Regions from separate parts of the Homo sapiens genome. Here regions 1 and 2 are each linked to region 3. The links are chromatin loops, found by intact Hi-C in ENCODE. Cell type or tissue: endothelial cell of umbilical vein. All regions are shown on one strand. Each heading gives the region's core, and the rest is flanking DNA. Links, peaks and the distances in the headings are about the cores only.

Region 1 (7,463 bases), core at 1,099-5,098, 70 kb before region 3:
TAGGGTGGGGGATTGAGGGAGCAGCTCAGGCATCTGGTTTGCTGACTGGCTGTATGGGAAAAGTATAATATTAACCAGGAATAGAAGGGCGGTTCAAAGAATGAATCTGATATACAGACTTTGAGGTGCCTGTGGAACAAGAGGTAGGTGGAAGTGTCTCATAGGATACAGTAAAAGCCACATTTTACTCCCCGGCTGGGCTCTCAAATTGGCGTGTAAGGCAGAAGTCACACGGGCTTTTTCTAGGGGGACGCTTCACTGGGTATTGCACCAGACATGCTGTCTCTCCATGGGCCATCGGACTCAAGTCCTGTCTTTCCCCTAGTGTTGGAGCAGATAATTGTTTCTTTGGTCAAGGACTAGGTGAAGTTTTAGGCTTGGGTTTAAGGGTTGTGTTATATTGTATGCAAATTTTATATATTGAAAACACTCGGTGCTAGAAGAGACCCTTAAGGCGAGACTCACAGAACGGAGAGCTTTGGAGACCAGGGCAGACTTGGGTTGAATTCTAAGTCAAACGCACAGATGATGAGCTCCATGGCTTATGCATCTGGCATACTTTTTTCCCCAATATCCCACCCCAACAAGTGGAAGGTCAGGACATGGATGAACTCTTCATTTTGCAAAACTTTATACTGAAAAAATGAAGACACTAAGAGGAACCACAAAAAATATATATATATTTATATATATATTAGCAACAATACAGTGCAAAGTAGTTTGATACATGAATTGTCACCCCTCTTTTCCCCAGTGCCCCCCAAAAACCTGTAAATAAATTCAGAAGAAGAATGGCCTAACATCGTGTCATTCAAATTCACTTTTTTAACCTAGAAAAGTCACAAAAACTTAAATTTGTTCATACCTACTGAAAATAATTTTAAATTCTCATTCCACCCCTATAACTTAGCAATTAATTTGGTATTTAAAAATTATGTAAAGCAATCCTTTTTAAAGACAGAAGATGGTATAATGGTTAGTCCCAATCAGTCTGTATTAATTACATAATTTTACTGGTTACAGTCTGGCTGGTGTCATTTTCTGCTTCTGCAAATGGAATGGTCTGGAGTTAATAATGTCTAAATTCCCTTCCAGTTCTACCATGGTAAAACCTTGAGTCTAACTTTCCAACCCTCTGCCTTCGTACCTTTAATTCAGTCAAGCCAGGGTTCCACAGGGAGTTCTGGTGTGGACACCGGGCTATGTTTTCTAGTTGCTTTAAACTGCCCTTTGTAATGTTTTTAGTTGGCACAGTCTCCTCGAATGCCTTTAAGACCTGAGGAAGATACAGGTTTACAATCAGCCATTTAAAATGTGGCTTCCTCAGGGGACCGGCACTAAATGGGATGCATTTCAGGAAGCAATCCTTGAAAAGATCTGGTCTCTGGAGAGAACTCAAAGTGTTGGAAATCACACCCACGGTCTCTGCTCAATTGCAGCTCCTGCAATGGCCAGACAGCTACACCACTGTTACATACTGTTATTATTCTTCCTCTCCCATCTGAACATTAACCGAGCATTTAGCAGGTGCTGGCACTCAACAGTGCTTTACACGTACTACACCGTTTAATTCTCACAACAGTCCTCCAAGGGAAGTACTGTGACAACCCTTGTAAAAACCTAACTTTGGTACCATGCGGCAGGGTACACTATAGAAAGTCAACCGGGCCGGGCGCAGTGCCTCATGCCTGTAATCCCAGCACTTTGGGAGGCCGAGGCAGGCGGATCACGAGGTCAGGAGATCGAGACCATCCTGGCCAACATAGTGAAACCCCGTCTCTACTAAAATACAAAAAAATCAGCTGGGAGTGGTGGCGTGCACCTGTAGTCCCAGCTACTCGGGAGGCTGAGACAGGGGAATCACTTGAACCTGAGCAGCGGAGGTTGCAGTGAGCCGAGATTGCACCACTGCACTCCAGCCTGGTGAAAGAGCAAGACTCTGTCTAAAAAAAAAAGAAAGTCAACCGAGGCACATAACTCCAAGACTGGCACTCTTAACCACTCCAGTGCACTCCCCCAAAGTGTGATGTTCTGCAGGGGACACAAGAAGGCATGGTTTAATATTACAAGAGCCTTCACAGAAAGATCACCAGGTAGGTGACTGATGACATGGCTCAAAAGAAGGTGTGAACCCACAGGCCAGTCATGAGGATCTACTGAGGAGACACGTTTGCAGGCATGTCTTGAACTCCATGTTCACAAGGAAGCACCACCTTCACCTTGCTATTCAACAGTCCATCCTCAGGAGACCAAACATCAGGCAAAAACACGGTTCTTTAATGATCTTAAATCATGAGCTTATTTGACAGCCTTTAAGACTTCAAACTACTAGCAAAATTCTCATATCCTAGGCATTAAAGTTCATGAACTATCATTCTGTATCATTCATTCACATGTTTACTGGGAATATATGACTACGTGCAAAAGACTGGCAATGTGCATGTCATAAGAATTAGAGCACACAATTAGGGTAAGTGCCCAGCAGATGCTGTACACATCCTTCCCCAGGCACCCAACTAGTTTAGAAAGACTGGGCTGCTCTCCAGTGTTCGCCACGGAGGCAGACAGGGAAGTGGTAAAGAATCAAGCTCTGGAGTTGAGACATACACAGGTTCAAACCCTAGCTCTACCATAGTTTCCTAATAGCCACAAGATCTTAGAGAAACTAATAATCTGTCTGGGCCTCAGCCTCCCCATCTGTAAAATGGAAAAGTGGGATATTGTGGAAGACCAAGGAGATCATGTATTTGAAGTGCTTCATGTTGCCTGGTGTACAGTAAGCACTCAGTACACATTAACTATTATTGTGACTGCATTCTTCCTTTCACCTATGTTCTTTTTACCTCCTTACAGAGGAATAATCCACAAATATACTATGGTTCCTTTCAGGCAGCACCCCTCCCAAGTCGACGGAAGCAGTTGGCCTATGCACAAATCATATATCCTGATGTTCTCTTTCGAAGGAATGAAAAGTCCTCATTCTGATTCACAGTACAGTGATTCATGGTTCTCTTCCTCTTCTCTTGTCACCCTCCTCCCCTCCACTGAAAACATGAAAACACAATTAAGAAACCACAGGGCTGAAAGCTGCAGACTCTTCTAAGTCAAGCTGCGGGCATTTTCCAAGTAGGACTAGGTTGATTTCTGACCTTAGCAGCAGTCCTGGAGATGCCGGCAGAGGGTCTGAAGCAAAATACACCCTGAGATCCAACTTGGTAGCAGCTGTCTTGGTGATCTCTACAGCGGATGTGACAGGCGGGTGAGCTGGTGGTGGCCGGCAGTTCCTTCTCCTCTAAAGGAAAAGCCTGCAACAAAGTACAGCTCGAAAAACACACACCGCATCACTTTGCTCATCCTAAATGTAAGAAAAACCTGGCTTGAGACACTCACCATTATTCATTCTCTTTAAGAGGCTCTTTAGAACAAAACAAATCACCGGTGAAAACGATATCTGTGTACTACTCAACTTACCACTTCACCGGGTCAGTGTCCTCCAGGACAGAGGTCAGTTTCCACTCCCCCTATTTCCTGCCCAGGGAGTAAGCATGTGATCATCAACTTACTACATCACTGCCCAACCAGTTCCACTGTGAGAAGGGCTACAGCATCCTCTTCTTCACTGCCTTTGGTCATTACTCATCATGTAATTGTAGATGGATTTCCAAACCACAGAACACTTGAAGATATACTACAGGTGGCACTCACGCTTGACACAAGTTTTACTTCAGATGTTAGAGATTTCTGCATGTATTATCATCATGTTCTCCTGTACAAGACAGGGGTATTGTCCGGAACCACAAGAATAAATGAGATACACCCACCAGATATTAAGTTTCCACAGAGACCAGACTGTTTCATTTACCATTGTATTCCTGATGCCTAGATCAGCAGCCAGCACACAGAAGGTGCTCAGTAAGTATTTTTTGAATAAACGAAGCATCTTGCTCTCAAAGTGCCAATGTCTATAGTTTATAAATACATGTAAGCATTAAACATATAAACAGTCAATGTCATGAGAAACATGACGCAAGGAGGCACAAAATGCTAGCAATGCTAGAAAAGTCTATACTTTTCACAAAATTAGCAGCCTTTCCGTTTCTAAGCTCACAAATCCCTCTTTCATATAGTACAGGTCCCCTATTCAAAATGCTTGGAACTAGAAGTGTTTCAGATTTCAGATTTTGGAATTTGTTTTGTTTAGTTTTGTTTCGGAGATGGAGTCTCCCTCTGTTGCCCAGGCTGGAGTGCAATGGCACAATCCTGGCTCACTGCAACCTCTGCCTCCCAGGTTCAAGCGATTCTCCTGCCTCAGCCTCCCTAGTAGCTGGGATTACAGGCACCTGCCACCATGCCGAGCTAATTTTTTTGTATTTTTAGTAGAGACCGGATTTTACCATGTTGGCCAAGCTGGTCTCAAACTCCTGAACTCAAGTGATCTACCCACCTGGCTTCCCAAAGTGTTAGAATTACAGGCATGAGCCACCATGCCCGGCCTAGGAATCTTTGTATTATACTTACTGGTTGAGCATTCCAAATAGAAATATCTGAAATCAGAAATGCTCCTGTAAGCATTTCCTTTGAGCGTCATGTTGACGCTCAAAAAGTTTTGGATTTTGGCTTTTGGATTGAGATGCTCGGCCTATAGTAAAAGTGGTTAACATCTATTGATTTCTTATTGTGCACCCGGCATGGAGTTAAACATTTTATAGACATTACTGAATTTATTCCTCAAAACACCCCTATTATGTAGAAGTAGGAACTAAGGCTTAGAGTGATTACAGGATCCAAGATTACACTGGTAGCAAACAGCACTGGTACAAGATCTGTATTCTGGGGACTATCCTAATGCAAATGGTTCTGTAGGGAAAATAATATGGTCCTTGCATGCAGGATGGAACAGAAGTTGGTGAAGGTCATAAGTGACTAAGGTGGGGGATGATTGGGAGATATGGAAGAAACCAATTCCAGAGAAATGTCAGAGAAAGGTGCGGTGGTATTGCTAATAGGTTAGAGAGATGGGGGAGGGCAGGCACTCAAGATGACTAGCAGTTCTGATTAGTAGTGGCACCAACAAAATAGAAAAAAATTATTAACCTGACATATAGACAAATACAGCTTTTTCACCCAGTGAGAGAACATAAATTTAAAAAAATTTTTTTAAATAGCTAATATTTGAAAGCACACACCTTTTTTTTTTTTTTTTTTTTTTTTGAGAGGAAGTCTCACTCTTGTCCCCCAGGCTGGAGTGCAATGGCACGATCTCAGCTCTCTGCAATCTCCGCCTCCCGGGTTCAAGAGATTCTCCTGCCTCAGCCTTCCGAGTAGCTGGGATTACAGGCACCTGCCACCATGCCTGGTTAATTTTTGTATTTTTAGTAGAGACAGGGTTTCAACATGTTGGCCAGGTTGGTCTTGAACTCCTGACCTCAGGTGATCCACCTGCCTCGGCCTCCCAAAGTCCTGGGATTACAGGCGTGAGCCACCGTGCCTGGCTTTTTTTTTTTTTTTTAAAAAACAAATACTTTCTTATTTAAGACACACAATCACTCCCAGAAGAGTGGAGTATTACCTCTTTTACAGATGGGAAACTGGAGGCTCAGAAAGGCTATTTAGGACCTTGCCCCAGTGGTCACCCAGTTAAGAAGCTCGAAGAGCCAGAATACAACCCACGTAGGTCCAGAGCCCCAGCTGTCCACCACTATACTCAAGTGGCTGGAGAGGGCATTTTAGAACACTTAAAATGAAAACCAACTAAAAGAAAACCTAATTCACACATCATTAATAAAAGCCAGTTACTGTATAGAAAGCAGACGGCCTGTATTCTTAAAAAGATGATAGGCTTTAACTATCTAGGGCATGAAAAAAAAGTAGGAGTCTAATTATGGATGCTCTTTCTTCTAAAGTAGAGAGATATGTGCATCAAGTTAACAAGCACCATTTCTGAGTTTTACAAAGATGAAGTTTTAAAATGTGAATGATCCTGACTTGTCAGCTTAGCAACAATCACAGAATTCATTACTTACATTTTCACTAAGGGGGGAGGGGTTATCTAGGTCAGTCCACCTAGATGTAAAAATAGATTTCTGCAATGTTGAAAGAGTACACTGCCTCATTATTATTCCAGTCTCAAAGGCTGAAATAAGCCCAGCAAGACAGACCATGTAGTTTCCCTGTTATCTCAACAGGTATTGATTTTGAATTTAAAAAATGACCATTCAGTAACTAAGAACTTCATCTCATGGAGTCTTTGCCCACTTCTAGGCAGAAACTCCATATCCCTGAAAGATTAGTCGACTCTTCCCATGACCCCCTAGTTCTCATTGGCATTTTTAGGGGAGCTAATTCACCAAATGAGTTCATAAAAGGGTTCTTTTTAAATCCTATACTAGTTTCCTCCCAAGGAGATGGTGACATCAAGAAATTAGCACTCGATGTCTTCCTCTCGCATCACATACGTTCTGGGTGTCAGGAAAACATATCTTTACAGCTGCATCCAAGTGAGTTCCACAATACAGGAGCTACGATCATTTAAATGGATGAATACTTTCTGCACAGTAAAATTGTTGCTTTCCCTTCATTACAACAGACTTATTGTAGCCTCAGGACAGACTTGAAATTACATCAACCCTGCTTGAGAAAAGTTATTATTATGAGTTTACAAAAATTTCACTAGTTCTACCTATTCCTCGCTGTCTCAACAATAAAAAACCTAAAAGCAGATAGCTGAGAAGTTTCAACTGGGACCTCAAGAAGTCCAGCATCACTGTAGTAGAATTTGTGATTACGGTCTGCTGAAGTTCTAGCCCTTCTCTGATTTCCTCTCTTCACTAGATCTGACTGGCCCAATGTGCTAATTTACGATAATCCGCACATATAATGTCTAACTCAGTTTTAATACACAGCTTATTTAAAAATCGGGTATCTCCATGCTAACAATACAAGGCAGCAGGTACAATAACATTGTCAGTAGAATTGTTTTATTTATTTATTTATTTATTTATTTATTTATTTAAAGACAGAGTCTCGCTCTGTGCCCAGGCTGACGCGATCTCGGTTCACTGCAACCTCCGCCTCCCGGGTTCAAGTGATTCTCCGCCTCACCCTCCCGAGTAGCTGGGATTACAGGCGCCCACCACCACGCCCGGCTAATTTTTGTATTTTTAGTAGAGACAGGGTTTCACCATCTCGGCCAGGCTGGTCTTGAACTCCTGACCTGGTGATCCACCTATCTCGGCCTCTCAAAGTGGTGGGATTACAGGCATGAGCCACCGCCCCCGGCCCGTCAGCAGAATTTTAAAGAAAATCAAGAAATCACATAAGGTTTTGACCTTTTAATAGAAAAGACTGGCGTAGACAGGCAACAGTGGCAGATGCGGCAGAAACACTCTGCAGTTACCTTACACAATTGCTTTACCACATTCCACCTAAGCAGTTGAGGCACAAACTTTATCACCACCATTTTA
Region 2 (7,463 bases), core at 1,786-5,785, 120 kb before region 3:
CTGGAACAAAGGCTGAGGAAAAGCCTGAGTCCCGGACAGACGTCAAAATCTAACCCTGCACCACCTCTGCAATGAACCAGGCCTCCAGCACAACACACCAAGTTAGCTCACCTTACTCACCGGACACGGGCACAGCAACTCAGTCACCACCAGTGCGGCTTGGACACACTGTGCAGGATTCACGGAAGGCTGTCTCCCAGGACACTCTGTATTAACCCGCTAAAGCTCCAGAGGGAGATGAACCAAAAAGGAAGGGTACCAACACAGAGGCACACCACCCACCCCCCAGCAAACAGAACCAGAATGTAGGGCTCCTGTGGACCCTGGAACGACAGGGACTGAGGCAGGAGTCCTCTGAGGTTCTGGAGGCCACAGAGTAGCCACAATGTGTAGGGATGCAGAGCTATCACAACAATGTGACAGATGACAACGGCCTGCTTAGTCTCAAGGCTGAAGACAATGAACCTTTGCTTAAAGAAAGGCTGTTTGAGCCTCAGGCATTACAAGAAAAGGGTCAGATCCTTCAAATGGGCTGGCATTTCCAAGGCAACAGGTATTTCCAAGTACATGTGAGTGAAGATTTATGCATAGGTCCACAAGGACCTGCACGTTCAATACCTGAAGGCTTTTACAAGTCTTCGTGGCCTTGGTATGTAAGTCAGTATCACTGACATTTTTTACTATTAATCACTTTAGCTGAACTCTATTTCAGGTCTAAAGTCTAGGCCAACCTTGTCCAATCCACGGCCCAGCATGGCTTTGAATGCAGCCCAACACAAATTCGTAAACTTTCTTAAATCGGTATGAGATTTTTTTTTTTTTTTTTTGAGACAGTCTCACTCTGTCACCCAGGTTGGAGTGCAGTGGTGCAATCTCGGCTCACTGCAACCTCCACCTCCTGGGTTCAAGTGATTCTCCTGCCTCAGCCTCCCGAGTAGCTGGAACTAAGGCACATGCCACCACACCCAGCTAATTTTTGTATTTTTAGTAGAGATGGAGTTTCACAATGTTGGCCAGGCTGGTCTCAAACTCCTGACCTCAGGTGATCCGCCCACATCGGCCCCCCAAAGTGCTGGGATTACAGGCATGAGCCACCACGCCTGGCCAGTATGAGGTTGTTGTTTTTTTTTAGCTCATTGGCTATCGTTAGTGTTAGTGTATTTTATGTGTGGCCCAAGACAGTTCTTCTTATTCCAATGTAGCTCAGGGACGCCAAAAGATTGGAAACCCCTGGTCTAGGCTGCTCCTATGATATGCCACCCAGAATGTGCTAGGCTTTGCCATCGTATTAATGTCAAAATCTCAGTGGCTATAAAAGAAAGGCTTATTCCATGCAAATGCTAGAAAGTTGGCTGTGAGTCAGTGAGGGGACCCAGGTTACGGTGGGGCCTCTACCGTCTGGACGTTCTCTAAAAGACAGAGAACTCATTACACTGACCCTACCTAACTTCTAGGGGACAGGGGAGTATAATCCTATTACATGCCCACGAGGTAAAATATCATGTTAGTGACATGTGTAGTACCTTTCTTAATTGTTAAAAACTCTCTGAGGTAGGTTCTACTATTATTACTATTTTATAAACTAGTCACAGAGAAGTTAAGTAAATTGCCTGGGGGCACACAGCCAGTAACCGGCAGAGCCAGGCTGGAAATTCTGGCTGTCTGTCTCCAGTGCCTACCTGCCTAAAAATGACTGAATACTTTTATTGTGAATCAGGCACTGTGCTAAAGATTTTTTAATGCATTCATATATTCTTCACACCAACCCTTTTATGAGAAAACCGAGACTTGTAAAGGGTATGTTTCTTGAAGCCCATGAATAATAAATAGCTTAGGTGGGGCTCAACTCAGGTTTATGAAATATGCAAGACTTAGCAAGATCTGTACCAGCTCAGCCCCAGATCCCGCGAGAACCTCTGCAATGCCCTTAACATGGTCATCCATTGCATGGATAATCTGGGCTTCGTTTAGACTACTCTGTCAGAAAATTCTCCCTCAGGCTGAACTTGAAATAATCGTGGCTGTAACTTTGTGTCCACAGCTCTGGAGCCACATCAGTCAGGTCTGATATAGTCTATAAAATCTATTCTTTTTTTTTTTTTTTTGAGACAGTCTCTCTCTGTCGCCCAGGCTGGAGTGCAGTGTCGCGATCTCCGCTCACTGCAAATTCCAATGTTCAAGTGATTCCCGTCTCAGCCTCCCGAGAAGCTGGGATTACAGGTGAGTGCCACCACGCCCTGCTAATTTTTTTTTTTTTTTTTTTTTTTTTAGAAGAGATGGGGTTTTACTATGTTGGCCAGGCTGGTCTTGTACTCCTGGCTTTAAGTGATCCACTTTGTTCCATATTCTAAAATATAAACAGTGATTTGGGCCAAATAACTTTATGAAGATAAAAAAGCTTACTGCTTGTATTGGAACAATGCCTACGCATTTACAATCACTAAGAGGAGAGAGAGAATGAGATTAAAAACAGAAGATAAAAATAAAAGATAAAGGACCTCTGGAGAAAGAAGCCCTGTCCCTAAGGGCCTAGCAAGTGAGGCCATGTGGGAAAAGGCAAACAGCAGATAAGCCCTGGATCTGCCTGGAGGGAAGGGAGAGTGCCCTTCTCTGTGCTGGCTGATACAGCTGGGAGACCGATGTGGGGCTCAGCATGGCCCCACAGTGGGGTACCTTTGTGTGTTCTCCCAGAAGAACAGGAGCTTTTCTATCAGAAACAAGCGGGGTTGTGTCCTCACGCTTCCGGAGACTGGAGTTGCTCCTGTGTTCTCAGGAGAGGCGGGAGACGGCGCAGGGTCTGAAACATGGGGGACGATGTGCACCCGCAACAAACTACCAACACTGGAGAGGAGCCCCTGGATGTTATCGGGCTCAGCCTAGATGAGTGAGTTTATGTGAAAATGAGAAATGACCGAGAGCTTCAAGGCAGATCACATGCTTATGATCAACATTTAAATATGATCTTGGGAGATGAGGAAGAAACCGCGACTACTATAGAAATTGATGAAGAAACATACGAAGAGATATATAAATCAAGGAAACAGAATATTCCAATGCTCTTTGTCCTGGGAGATGGTCGTGCTGGTTGCCCCTCCATTGACAGCTGGATGAAACAATTTGTCCTGTATGGAAAATACGAGACTTCGTACAGTAGCCTTTCTAAATGTACAAGGCATTCAAAAGAGAAACCTGCATACATTCTGATATTAAGAAATAATTCTGGGGATTCTCCCACTCCTGAAATGAATTGATTTGCAGATAATTCACAACTTCTTAAGCTAAATGGCATTTTAACTTTTCTAAAGCTCTTCAATAAATATGACCACCAAGATGCAGAGCTCTTTTTCAGGACTTGTTTTGCTCTGTTATCCTTACAGACAATTTCTGATTTTTTTTTTTCTTTAAATTAAAATTGGTGTTTCCTCGTAGGAAAAAAAAAAAGAAATATATAAGATACAGTGGCTGGATGCAGTGGCTCACACCTGTAATCTCAGCACTTTGGGAGGGGAGATTGCTTTAGCCCAGGATTTCGAAACCAGCCTGGGCAATATGGTGAAACCCTGTCTCTACCAAAAAAAACAAACCCAAAATTAGCCAGGCATGGTGGCATGCACTTGTAATCCTGACTACTCGGGAGGTTGAGGCACGAGGGTCAAGAGCCTGGGAGGTGGAGGTTGCAGTGAGCATGAATCACGCCACTGCACTCCAGCCTGGCAGCCTGGGCAACAGAGGGAGACCCTGTCTCTAAATAAATAAATATACATATATGAGAGATACCCCTAGCCCATCTCCCTCTTGCTATCCTGGGGTCACACTTGACATGCACTTGCAAAATGTCTAGCCAGAGTCAGTGAACAGGGAAGCTAACTGAACCACCGGATCCCAGCATCCTTGCTAACAGAGCTAACCTATACTAGAAAAATAACTCCAGGGGCTGGATAAGGCTCCTTGTTATCTGTTACTAGAAACATATTACTACCTTCATGGGACACCTACACAGAATATTCAATACCTACATTTGCTAGAAGAAAGCTGCACTTTCCCCCACTGTGTGCTGGAGGGGAAAAATCTTAAGGACCTTCATATGATATCCAGAAGGACATTTTATTAGGAGAGTGTCTTAGTACAGTGTTTGTTCTAACTTGTTTAGACAAGGAACATTTCCTTTCATAGTTCAGGTCTGACAATAGCACACTCTGAACTTTAAATAAGTGCACCGTGTACAGCACGGGAACTGAGTCAATAGTTTTGCCATAAAGGTTTTATTCCTCGCATCCCCCCTTCTTCCTCTCTTGGCATCACTGACAAAAGAAATTCTGTAGCCTCAAGAATCCTATTTCCGGCCGGGCGCAGTGGCTCACACTTGTAATCTAAGTACTTTGGGAGGCTGAGGTGGGTGGATCACTTGAGGTCAGGAGTTTGAGACCAGCCTGGCCTACATGGTGAAACCCTGTCTCTACTAAAAATGCAAAAAAAAATGAGCCGGGTGTGGTGGCAGGTGCCTGTAATCCCAGCTACTCAGGAGGCTGAGGCAGGAGAATCACTTGGACCCCGGAGGCAGAGGCTGCAGTAAGCCAAGATTGCGCCGCTGCAGTAAGCCAAGATTGCGCCACTGCATTTGAGCCTGGACAACAGGCTCCATCTCAAAAAAAAAAAAAAAAAAAAAATTCTATTTCCTGAGAGCAGGTAAAGTAAAATCTCATTACTCTGGAATTAGGGATCATTTGGAACAGGAGCTAGAATACACATATCTTTCATGGCCCAATCCTTTCTCCAGACACTGCAAATTAATAGTGTAAAGGAGATTAGGCAGTGTTTAAGAGTCTCAAAAACAAATTCTTCAAGCATCCTCAAGCACTCACAAACACCTGATACTGTAATTAGAGATAATTATCTTCGGCCAGGCGCGGTGGCTCATGCCTGTAATCCCAACACTCTGGGAGGCTGAGGCGGGCAGATCACCTGAGCTCAGGAGTTCGAGACTAGCCTGGCCAACATGGCAAAACCCCGTCTCTAATAAAAATAGAAAAATTAGTCAGGCATGGTGGCAGGTGCCTGTAATCCCAGCTAATCGAAAGGCTGCGGCAGGAGAATCGCTTGCACCTGGGAGGTGGAGGTTACAGTGAGCAGAGATTGCACCACTGCACTCCAGCCTGGGAGACAGAGCAAGACTCTGTCTCAAAAGAAAAGAAAAAACAAAAAGAGCCAGGCATGGTGGCGGGTGCCTGTAATCCCAGCTACTCAGGAGGCTGAGGCAGGAGAATCACTTGGACCCTGGAGGCAGAGGTTGCAGTGAGCCAAGACTGTGCCACTGCATTCAAGCCTGGACAACAGGCTCCATCTAAAAAAAAAAAAAGAAAAGAAAAGAAAGAAGAAAGAAGAAAGAAGAAGAAGGAAGAAGAAGAAGGAAGAAGAAGGAGAAGGAGAAGGAGAAGGAGAAGAAGAAGAAGAAGAAGAAGAATTCTATTTCCTGAGAGCTGGTAAAGTAAAATCTCGTCACTCTAGAATTAGGGATCATTTGGAACAGGGGCTAGAATACATATATCTTTCATGGCCCAGTCCTTTCTCCAGACACTGCAAATTAATAGTGTAAAGGAGATTAGGCAGTGTTTAAGATTCTGAAAAACAAATTCTTCAAGCATCCTCAAGCACTCACAAACACTTGATACTGTAATTAGAAATAATTATCTTCTCATTAAGCCTCTACCAGGAAACAGTGGTAATCTCCTTTGAGTTACACGCACTTAAAAAATGTATCTTTCTTCAAAACAGCTTATAAATCACACTTCCAATAAATACAAACTAATTCTTTACAAAATTAGTCTGACCTGGTAAAGATTTGTACGTACTAAATCTACGTAAGAATTAAAGGGGGAGAAAGGCCAGATTCAGCAAGAATGTCCCTTGAAAAGTAGAAGGGAAGGCTACAGTGATGAAAATAGACCAACCTTACATGAGCACCAATTGCAAGGCAAGGACAGCCACAGTCCCTGGGGAGGAAACTGTGGAGGGATGTGAGGCAACACCCAAAAAAGGCAACTTCTAAGAGGAGCAGGGAGTCTCTGGGGACCCTGTGTACCTTGAAAACGAGCAAGTTTGGGAAAGGGAAGTGTACATTTATTTAATATCTGCCCCTTACCTCTCCAGGCCTGGGAACTAAGAACCATGCCTTTTAAATTTAAATATATATATATATATATACACACACACACACACAGAGTGAGAGAGAGAGAGGTCTCTCACTCTGTCACCCAGGCTGGAGTGCAGTGATACCATCACTAGCTCACTGCAACCTTGAACTCCTGGGCTCAAGTTATCCTCTCACCCTAACCTCCCAAAGTGTTGGGATTACAGGCATGAGCCACCGTGTCTGGCAGAACCAGGCCTAATTTTAGGACTAAACACAGAACAAATGTCCACTGAAGCTTTTAGTTCCTAACTCAGAAGGAGAGAAGGGGTGAGCAAGAGCTGCTAGGCACTAAACTTAAGGTCTTTTGGGGGCAGTTCTGGAAAATTTCCCATCCATGCTTGTTCATTCCCATAGGTTTCTGGCAGTGTCTGTCAGTAAAACCTCCCCAGGAAGAGGGGAAGCCAGCAAGGAAGGGGATGTGGGAATATCGAGTTTACTCTGGGAGAACCGCCCCCAGGAAAAACGAGTCTCTGAGGCCCTTAGTCAGAGAGCAGAGAAAAGAGGCCAAGCCTGGGAGCAGAGGGTCTGCCTACTGCCCTGCCCTGGCAGCCCAGTCTTCTACATTTCCCATCACATTCATTCACCACCTCACTTACCCCTAAAACACACAGGGTGGGCCTTCTTAGAAGGGACCTGTACTTAGTGTAAGTTTCTAAACGATAGTTACAAATCCAGCACCTGTCTTGCAGAGTCTTTCGGCATCTCCAGCCTGAACGAACTCTATCAGGCCATGCTGTGTTCATTATAGGCACCCTGCACAAAAGGGAAAGTAACTTGTCTCCTAAAGTATAGCTTCCTAGATAAGTAAGTGAATATAACAAGGGTGTGCAGTGTTATCTATCAGATAACAATAATTGTTTCCCTTTTTGCCTCGGATGCTAGGAAATTCAGAATCAAACGTAGAGTAACTGTTAGATCTGGTGATCAGCCTATATGTTTTCCCCTTCTTTTTCGACTTTTGGATATTAGCACTACTCTAACTATATTTTCCATGTGTCTTATCATAATCATAATCTTAGTGGAAAGAGGTGGGTATACTTTAACCTGCTTATTAAGAGGCTAGGTATGTCATCTTGCCCAGAGATGAACACTATACCAGCATTCCTATGTTTAATAGGGGGAATGTGGTCAACCATACCCAGCTCATGAACCTGCACTGCGACTTCCCCATCCCCATTCCTAGAGCATCCAGAGAAAGCCACATAATGGTCACAACTTGGCTCATGTCCTTTGAAAAGTTGCTATGTAAGACTGAGCCAGGAAATAGCGTTTG
Region 3 (7,463 bases), core at 2,150-6,149:
TTTTTGGATATATATGATCATTAAAATGTGACTTCTATTTGCATGTGAAGTGGAGACAAATTAGAATTGATTGCATGTGGAGATTTTGTTTGTTTCGTATCCTTTTGTATATGCTATGAAATCTTAAAATCATTAGACCAGGAGGAGCCTGGAGGGGCCATTGGATCCACCTTACGTCTCTCTGCTTCCAAGTGTGGGCCTTGGACTAGCAGCATCAACATCTTCCGAGACCCTGTTAGAAATGCAGTGGACCCCATCTCAGACCTAATAAATTAGAATCTGCTTTACTACAAGATTGCCAGGTGATTTGTATGCACTTCCATCTCCCATCTTCTTCAGCTGTAACTTTCCTGGTCTCAGACAAACTCATCTAGCCTACAGATGGGTTAGTGGTCAAGGAGGTAGTGTCCAAGAATCAGAATCACTTTGGCCGTTGGTAGGATGGGTGCTGACTGGCCATGCCTAGGGTCGCATGCTCAGCCCTGGATGAAGGAAGGTCCCTAGAACCATGGGGACTTAGATTGAGGAAGAAAATCAAGGCGCTACTATCAGAAGAACAGGGAATGGATGACAGGCAAGCAAACCAAAAGACCTTCCCAGAAGTGATCAATTACTTGGGATGAGTATCTGACCAAAGTCAGATCAACGAAGAACAATTGCATGACTTTGGCTGTATCTACAGAGAAGGGGAGGCTCTTAGATTGAGGTTATAAAGTTCATAGAACGTAAACCTAGAGCTGCCACGTGGAGAAAGCCTGCCTGTGAACAAGGCAAACCCCAAGGAAACAGGGCTGGGAAATGGAGAGAGACCAGGTCCCTGTAAGCTTAGTTGTGTCCCTGAATGTATGGCCACTAACTCCAGGGGGCAGCCTTCACACTGTTTGCTAATGCAATGTGACTGTGCCCCTGAAGCTGTGCCATGACATGCCAGCCCTCCCTAGATCCAGCTACACCTGAAGCACATTTTCTCTCTGGACTTTTGTTATCTGTGCCCATCAACTTCTCCATCTTTTTTTTTTTTTTTAATTTTGATTTAAGTCGGTTTGAGGCAGATTTTCTGTGACTTGCAACTGAAACACTGCTGACACCCATGCGGTGAGTTTTAAAAATATTCATGCTCATCCCAGACCAAAACTTTTTCTCCTGCAAAAGACAGACTCTGATATGGCCAAGGTGGAGATGGGGAGAAGGGAAACGGGTTGGAGGATGCATTCTTATGCACTGCCAGGAAGAAGTCAATGAAGAAATCCTCTACAGGAGAGCAATATGATTATCTCTATATTTAAATATTTTAAATATTTAAAGGTATATGCCATTTGGCCTAGTGGTTCTATTTCTGCAAACTGATAATATAGATTAACTAGCATATGCGCCAAAATATTTATGTTCAAGGGTAACATTTAATTTGTTGGGACAGCAGAAGATTGTACAACCAAAATGCCCAGCAATAAAAGGCTAGTAAATGATGGACCATCTAAACAATGTTTAAAAAACATTCCTGTAGTTATTAAAAAGCAAATATGGGAGGTCTACATGTGCTAACCCGGAACAATCCCTAAGATAAGTAAAAACAAGTAAGGTGGCCGGGTGCCGTGGTTCATGCCTATAATCCCTGCACTTTGGGAGGCCAAGGAGGGTGGATTACCTGAAGCCAGGAGTTCGAGACCAGCCTGGCCAACATGATGAAACCCTGTCTCTACTGAAAATACAAAAAATTAGCCGGGCATGGTGGTGGGTGCCTGTAATCCCAGCTACTCGGGAGGCTGAGGCAGGAGAATTGCTTGAACCCAGGAGGCGGAGGTTGCAGTGAGTCGAGATTGCGCCACTGCACTCCAGCCTGGGCAACAAGAGTGAAACTCCATCCCAAAAACAAAAACAAAACAAAAAGAAACAAGCAAGGTATGGAATTATGTATATGTTACCATTTGTGTGAATGCAAAAGATAAATAGGTCTATATGTATATATATACACACACATACATTAAATGCATGTACATGGATATATCTCTAGGAATAGACAGAAAGTTAATAGGGATTGTTTCTGGGAAGGGGACAGGATTGGGAGAGAGACCTACTTTATGTCTTTTAAATATTGAAAATACTATATGCATCCACTATATATTTAATGCCTTGGCAGATTTGGAATGTTTCCCTCCTTTTTCTTTCTTTTTTTGAGACGGAGTCTCACTCTGTTGCTCAGGCTGGAGTGTCGCGGCACGATCTCGGCTCACTGCAACCTCTGCCTCCCGGGTTCAAGCGATTCTCCTGCCTTAGCCTTCTGAGTAGCTGGGATTACAGGCGTGTGCCACCACACCCGGCTAATTTTTGTATTTTTAGTAGAGACAGGGTTTCACCATGTTGGTCAGGCTGGTCTCGAACTCCTGACCTCGTGATCCACCCCCCCCCCACCCACCCCCACCCCCAGCCTCCCAAAATATTGGGATTACAGGTGTGAGCCACCGCACCTGGCCCCCTCCTCTTTCTTTTATTAATACAACTACTGGTCTAAAGAAACTGAGAATGCATGTCCCAAGCAAGAAGTCTGGAGACTGAGAAATCAGCGGCCCCCTCTTGTCTAATTAGGCCAAGAGCTGAGCATATCATACTCACAAATGAAAAATCACTGAAAGAACTTCATTAATTGGCTAGGGTAGAGCTGCAGTGGGAGTGGAAATTATTTTTCCCAGGAGCAGCAGGGCAGAAAGATTCAGCTATGGAAACATCTGTCCTACTGTTAGGTGCTGCAGGGCATGTTGCAGAAATTCCCAGGACCCATCAATCAAAGCAACCCTACTGGTAAATACTTTCTCTCCTGTGATGTGAATCCTCAGTGGCCTCTGGCCTGCCCTACTGGCCATTTAGAATTACCAAGCCCTCCTTTGGAACAACACTGTTTTCTGAAGCTCTTCCCTTATTCTTTTATCCCTTCTAATACATGCGCAGCTGGAAACATTTAAAGCTTCAAGCATAGTTTAAATGAAAAGTGTAAGTAAGGCCGTGTGTTGATTCTTAAGCTCCAACTCTCCTGATTACGAGGGTTAGACAGTCTCTGCCATGACTCTGTGTGATCTGCAGTGGCCACGGTGTACTCACTGACACTGAAACAGCAAACACTGGAACACATCAGGGTGACCTGAGACACTCAGAGCCAAGTCCACCACACAGTGACAGCTGCTGTTTGGGAAGCTCATGATTGGCATTCGAGTTGGCTATCATTTTACGGGTTTAAAATGTGCAACCCAAGCATGACGATGTTATTGTTTCCATCAAGCTGTAATTAACCTACGAATTAACCACTGCTACATTGATTCAATTCAAGGCTATCTTAGAAAGAGTTTGATCCCAACTTTTGGGATTAGAAACTCGTTCTCCGCTTTTTTCCCAACAAAGCTCCTCCTCCTCTCCAAATTATATATTTTACCAGTTAGAAGAGTTATTACTTGGTAGCCTTCTGAAATGATACATGCAGGATGGGTGGGGCAGTGGGAAGTGTGTGGAGAAGGTGGCCCATGTTTCTTACCAGAGGACCACAATTGATTTTGATGCTATCCCTAATGAACACTCAAAGTTTGCAATATTTATCTTCCTAGGCCTCAGCCTTCTCATCTGCCAACTTTCTTGGGGAATGAGATAGATGATCTCAGAGGTTCCTGTACTGCACCATCAGCACTTGAAACGAAAGCACCCAAAAAGGTGAGGTGGCATCTAAAAAATCCCAAAGTTTGGTTGTTTTGAATATTACTGTGGATTTGAGTGTATGTGTTTTGATCTTTCACAGTGCTTTTCTTAGGAAAATGCTTAGTAAATACTTGTGGAGCTGAGCAACCTTTATCTCTAGTCCAGCTGCCTATAAGACTGTGTGTGTTCAGTTTAAACATTAAAGGACAGTTCAAGTATGAAAATTTGCAGACCATCCCATTTAAATATATTCAACATGGACTAGTGTCTATTATTCTTTATAGCAAGCTAAGAGGAATGTGTAGTTCTTTTTCAGTTGGGGAGATTTTAAAAATTACACAGAAAGTCCTAGTTTAAACTAGAACTAGTTTAACCTTGAGCCTCTCAAGTTTGGGCAGATTGTGAAGCCAGCCAAAGAGGGCTACGAATCATGCCATGGTGTCTAGGGAAATAGCTTTGCCTTTGCTTCACTGCAAGCTTTCCGGTTCCCTCCTTTATTCCACAGAACATGATGCGGTCACAACAGGTGCCAGATGCCCCATCTGTCCAGAGATTGCTTTAAGCACATCAGTCTGGGCAGCTGCGAACAGAATCTGACCTCATTCACTTTATATGTAGTCAGTTAGCATGTGGTCGGGTTAGACTACATCATGGACAAGAGCCCTAACAAAAAAACATCCTGAGCAGTCTGTGACCAGGTCTGAGTCATTGTTTTACTTCCAGCAACAATGTCAATGCTTAGGATATAGTAGGTACTCACTCAATCAAGGTTAGCTGAATGAATGAAGTATGACAGCTTTCATCAGTGTTATGACAACATGGCTGGGAGAAAAGATGATCTACGACTATGAGTTTGAATTGAGGGTTACAGAGCCTAGCTTGTAGCACCACATAGTTTTTAGTTTTAGACGTCATTCCCAATTGAAAGGTTTATACTAAGAACAGGCATACACAGCAAGAAGCTAGCAATATATTGAGATTTTCATAGCTTTAAGTAGAGCATATGTACATAAATATGCACATATGCACATTGGGAAACCTATACTTTCACTCACTAAAGCAAACTTCATGATAAATAACTAAAAGACATAAAATTGATTTAACAAAAATAGCCCAGGGGATTTCTTTTCATCACAACTGAACACTGCAAGTAACAGAATAAGATTCATTCCTAAATGACTCTAGACTCACTAGACTCACTACAAGTGAAATTTCATCCCCCAAAATACCAACACACAGCAAAAATTTGATCAGTTTTAAGTCTAGAAAGAAATTAGTTTGGACCCCATGCTGCAATATCACACTGTATCTGTTGAAAGCCCTTCAACATGTTTCACAGCTTGAAACATCAACCGATTCCAGAGATATTGATGGCTAACAATAATTAAACATCTTTTTTTTTAACTGGAAGCTACTAATAAAATATATCAATAAGGCTGGGCACGGTGGCTCACGCCTGTAATCCCAGCACTTTGGGAGGCTGAGGCGGGCAGATTACTTGAGGTCAGGATTTCGAGACCAGCCTGGTCAATACGGTGAAACCCCGTTTCTACCAAAAATACAAAATTTAGCAGGGCATGGTGGCACGCACTGTAATCCCAGCTACTCGGGAGGCTGAGGCAGGAGAATTTCTTGAAGCTGGGAAGTGGAGGTTGCAGTGAGCCAAGATCATGCCATTGCACTCCAGCCTGGATGACAGAGTGAGACTCCGTCTCAAAAAACAAAAACAAAAACAAAAACAAATCAATGAGCCAATAGATTCCTTAGTAATTCCATAATGAGCACACATTGTGGAGTTGGACTGAGTTTAAATCCAGATTATACTGTGCTCTCTTCGGCAGCACATACACTAAACAAAACAAAAAGCAGATTACATCACTTTTTAGCTGTGTGATTTTGAATAATCAATTTAACTTCTCTGTGCTTCCCATCTATAAAAGGGGGAGAATAAAAGCATGTACTTCATAAGGTCATGGTAAGTATCAAATGAGATAATTGACATAAAAACTTTTAGGAAGGAAGTTAGCACATGGCAATTAATCAGTAAATGGTTTTTATCATTATTACATCTATCCGCAAAACATGTCCATTTAACAAATGCTCGCCATTCTAATCATAACCCCATCCTTCCTAAATGCTCAACCTCAGTGTTTCCACCAGCACAATACCAACAGGAAAACCAATTTGTCTTGCATCCCTGTTCCCAAGTGCCTGATACTGTGCCTGGCCCAGAGTTGAGTAAGTCCTCACTTAATACCAGCCATAGGTTCTTGAAACTTTGACTTTCAGTGAAACAGCTGAATTGGTATGATGAGACCAATTTTAAGAGTTAAATTCCTACATATTTCTGGTCAGAAAAACATCAACAAACTTCTAAGTAAAGAACCAAAACACTTCTATATTAAACACTGAAATCAATGTGAGCTAAATATACACTTAAGAAAGATTAATGAAAACAAGTAAGATAATTAGTTACCCAGTTATTCCAGTTCAGGGTTTTATGTGGCTGGAACCTGTCCCGGCAGCTCAGCTCAGGGTGCGAGGCAAGAACACACCCTGGACAGGACACATCCCATAGCAGGGGGCACTCACACCCACACCCACACTCACACTCACTCAGACTGGGCCTATGTAGACATGCCAATTCACCCAATGTGCACATCTTTGGGATGTGGGAGGAAACCAGATTATCCGGAGAAAACCCACGCAGACATGGGGAGAACGTACAGCCTCCACACAGACAGTGGCCCTGGCCAGGAATCGATTTGTTTCATCATCAATGCAATAACAAAACAATGTTGAACAAAATGACGTTATTCAAGGACCCACTATAGTTGCTCCAAAAATATTGGGTAAGATAGTGAAATGATGATAGCAATATTTTAAAGCACTTAAAAATACATCACAAAAAGTATGATATTCACTGTGTTCCTTAAGGGTTAAGGGAGAAAGAGAAGGAATTCTAAGCTTAGATTGCTTTTCTTTTCCCACGGGGATGGAAGGGAAATGAACAACAGCAGATACTGAAAGGTGCGCTGGAATTAAATTGTGTCAATTCCCCAGCATAATAAAAACAGAAAGTCCATTCTGGAGCCAAGGCTGATCACCTATTCATCCACTCTATTTTTTTTTTTTTTAAAAACCACTCTCTCACACAAATTCTCTCTCTTACCAATATACATGACTCACTAAGAATTCACATTACATGAAATCACAAAAAAGCAATAGGAATTCAATAAGGCATTTTCTAACTCTCACAAAAGTTTGGCCCCCAGACAGTCGGCAACAGAGAGTGCTGAATTTCCAACGGATTTACCACTGCTGTCTGACAGCAAGATCCTGTGAAAGAGGTTGGGGCTGACGCTTTGATGCTTTGTATGGGGAGGGGATCCTGCGCTGGGAAAGGGTCTTAATCAGACCAGTGTGAGCTGCCCACGGCTTGTAATTAAGGCTCTTCCTGGCCAAAGCCCACAGAGATGCCAGGCTTCAAGTACAGGTATTCAGCACAAAAAGCCAAAATTATCCCCCGGAGTGCAGAGGTTACACGGTTACAAAAGCCGAGGATTTTTTTTTTTTGTCCTCTTTAGAGAAATAAAATCATGAACTGCTCCGATATAAAATTAAATGGCAAAATGTCCATGATATAGCAAGCTCCCTTTCCCAAAATAAAGTTGTAGACAATATGTATTAGTGAGTCCATTTAATTAAGCAAAGCCAAAAACCAAACCCTCTCCACTATCCCCTTTCTCTCTGTAATGCATACATTGAAAGCTTCCTGAAAATAG

The links. A loop is a pair of places that touch in the nucleus more often than their neighbours do. Peaks named below come from ENCODE experiments on the same cell type or tissue, not always from the same donor. Only the 100,000 strongest peaks of a DNase experiment are listed, where the experiment ranks them.
Region 1: it touches region 3 in a loop (4-fold over the local background); 11 of 110 quality-filtered maps call a loop at or near these places.
Region 2: a loop joins it to region 3, with 3 times the contacts of the local background. A loop is called at or near these places in 8 of 110 quality-filtered maps.

Annotation. Positions count from the first base shown.
Region 1 is chr12:94,641,245-94,648,707 of GRCh38, forward strand. All of the region lies in intron 1 of TMCC3 (transmembrane and coiled-coil domain family 3), which reads right to left. LOC105369914 (a long non-coding RNA gene) reads left to right here and starts at 5,194. Exons shown (of 2, transcript XR_945225.4): 1 at 5,194-7,463. In endothelial cell of umbilical vein, for the core only: no CTCF peak of the experiment used is centred there; DNase peaks (open chromatin) are centred at 3,127 and 3,547; H3K27ac peaks cover 2,204 bases.
Region 2 is chr12:94,588,017-94,595,479 of GRCh38, forward strand. All of the region lies in intron 1 of TMCC3 (transmembrane and coiled-coil domain family 3), which reads right to left. It also overlaps the pseudogene LSM3P2. Among named protein-coding and RNA genes, the nearest start is that of MIR7844, 20 kb to the left of the region's middle. In endothelial cell of umbilical vein, for the core only: no CTCF peak of the experiment used is centred there; a DNase peak (open chromatin) is centred at 4,255; H3K27ac peaks cover 2,320 bases.
Region 3 is chr12:94,710,251-94,717,713 of GRCh38, forward strand. LOC124902989 (a long non-coding RNA gene) reads right to left here and starts at 2,188. Exons shown (of 2, transcript XR_007063412.1): 1 at 1-2,188. In endothelial cell of umbilical vein, for the core only: no CTCF peak of the experiment used is centred there; a DNase peak (open chromatin) is centred at 4,311; H3K27ac peaks cover 1,722 bases.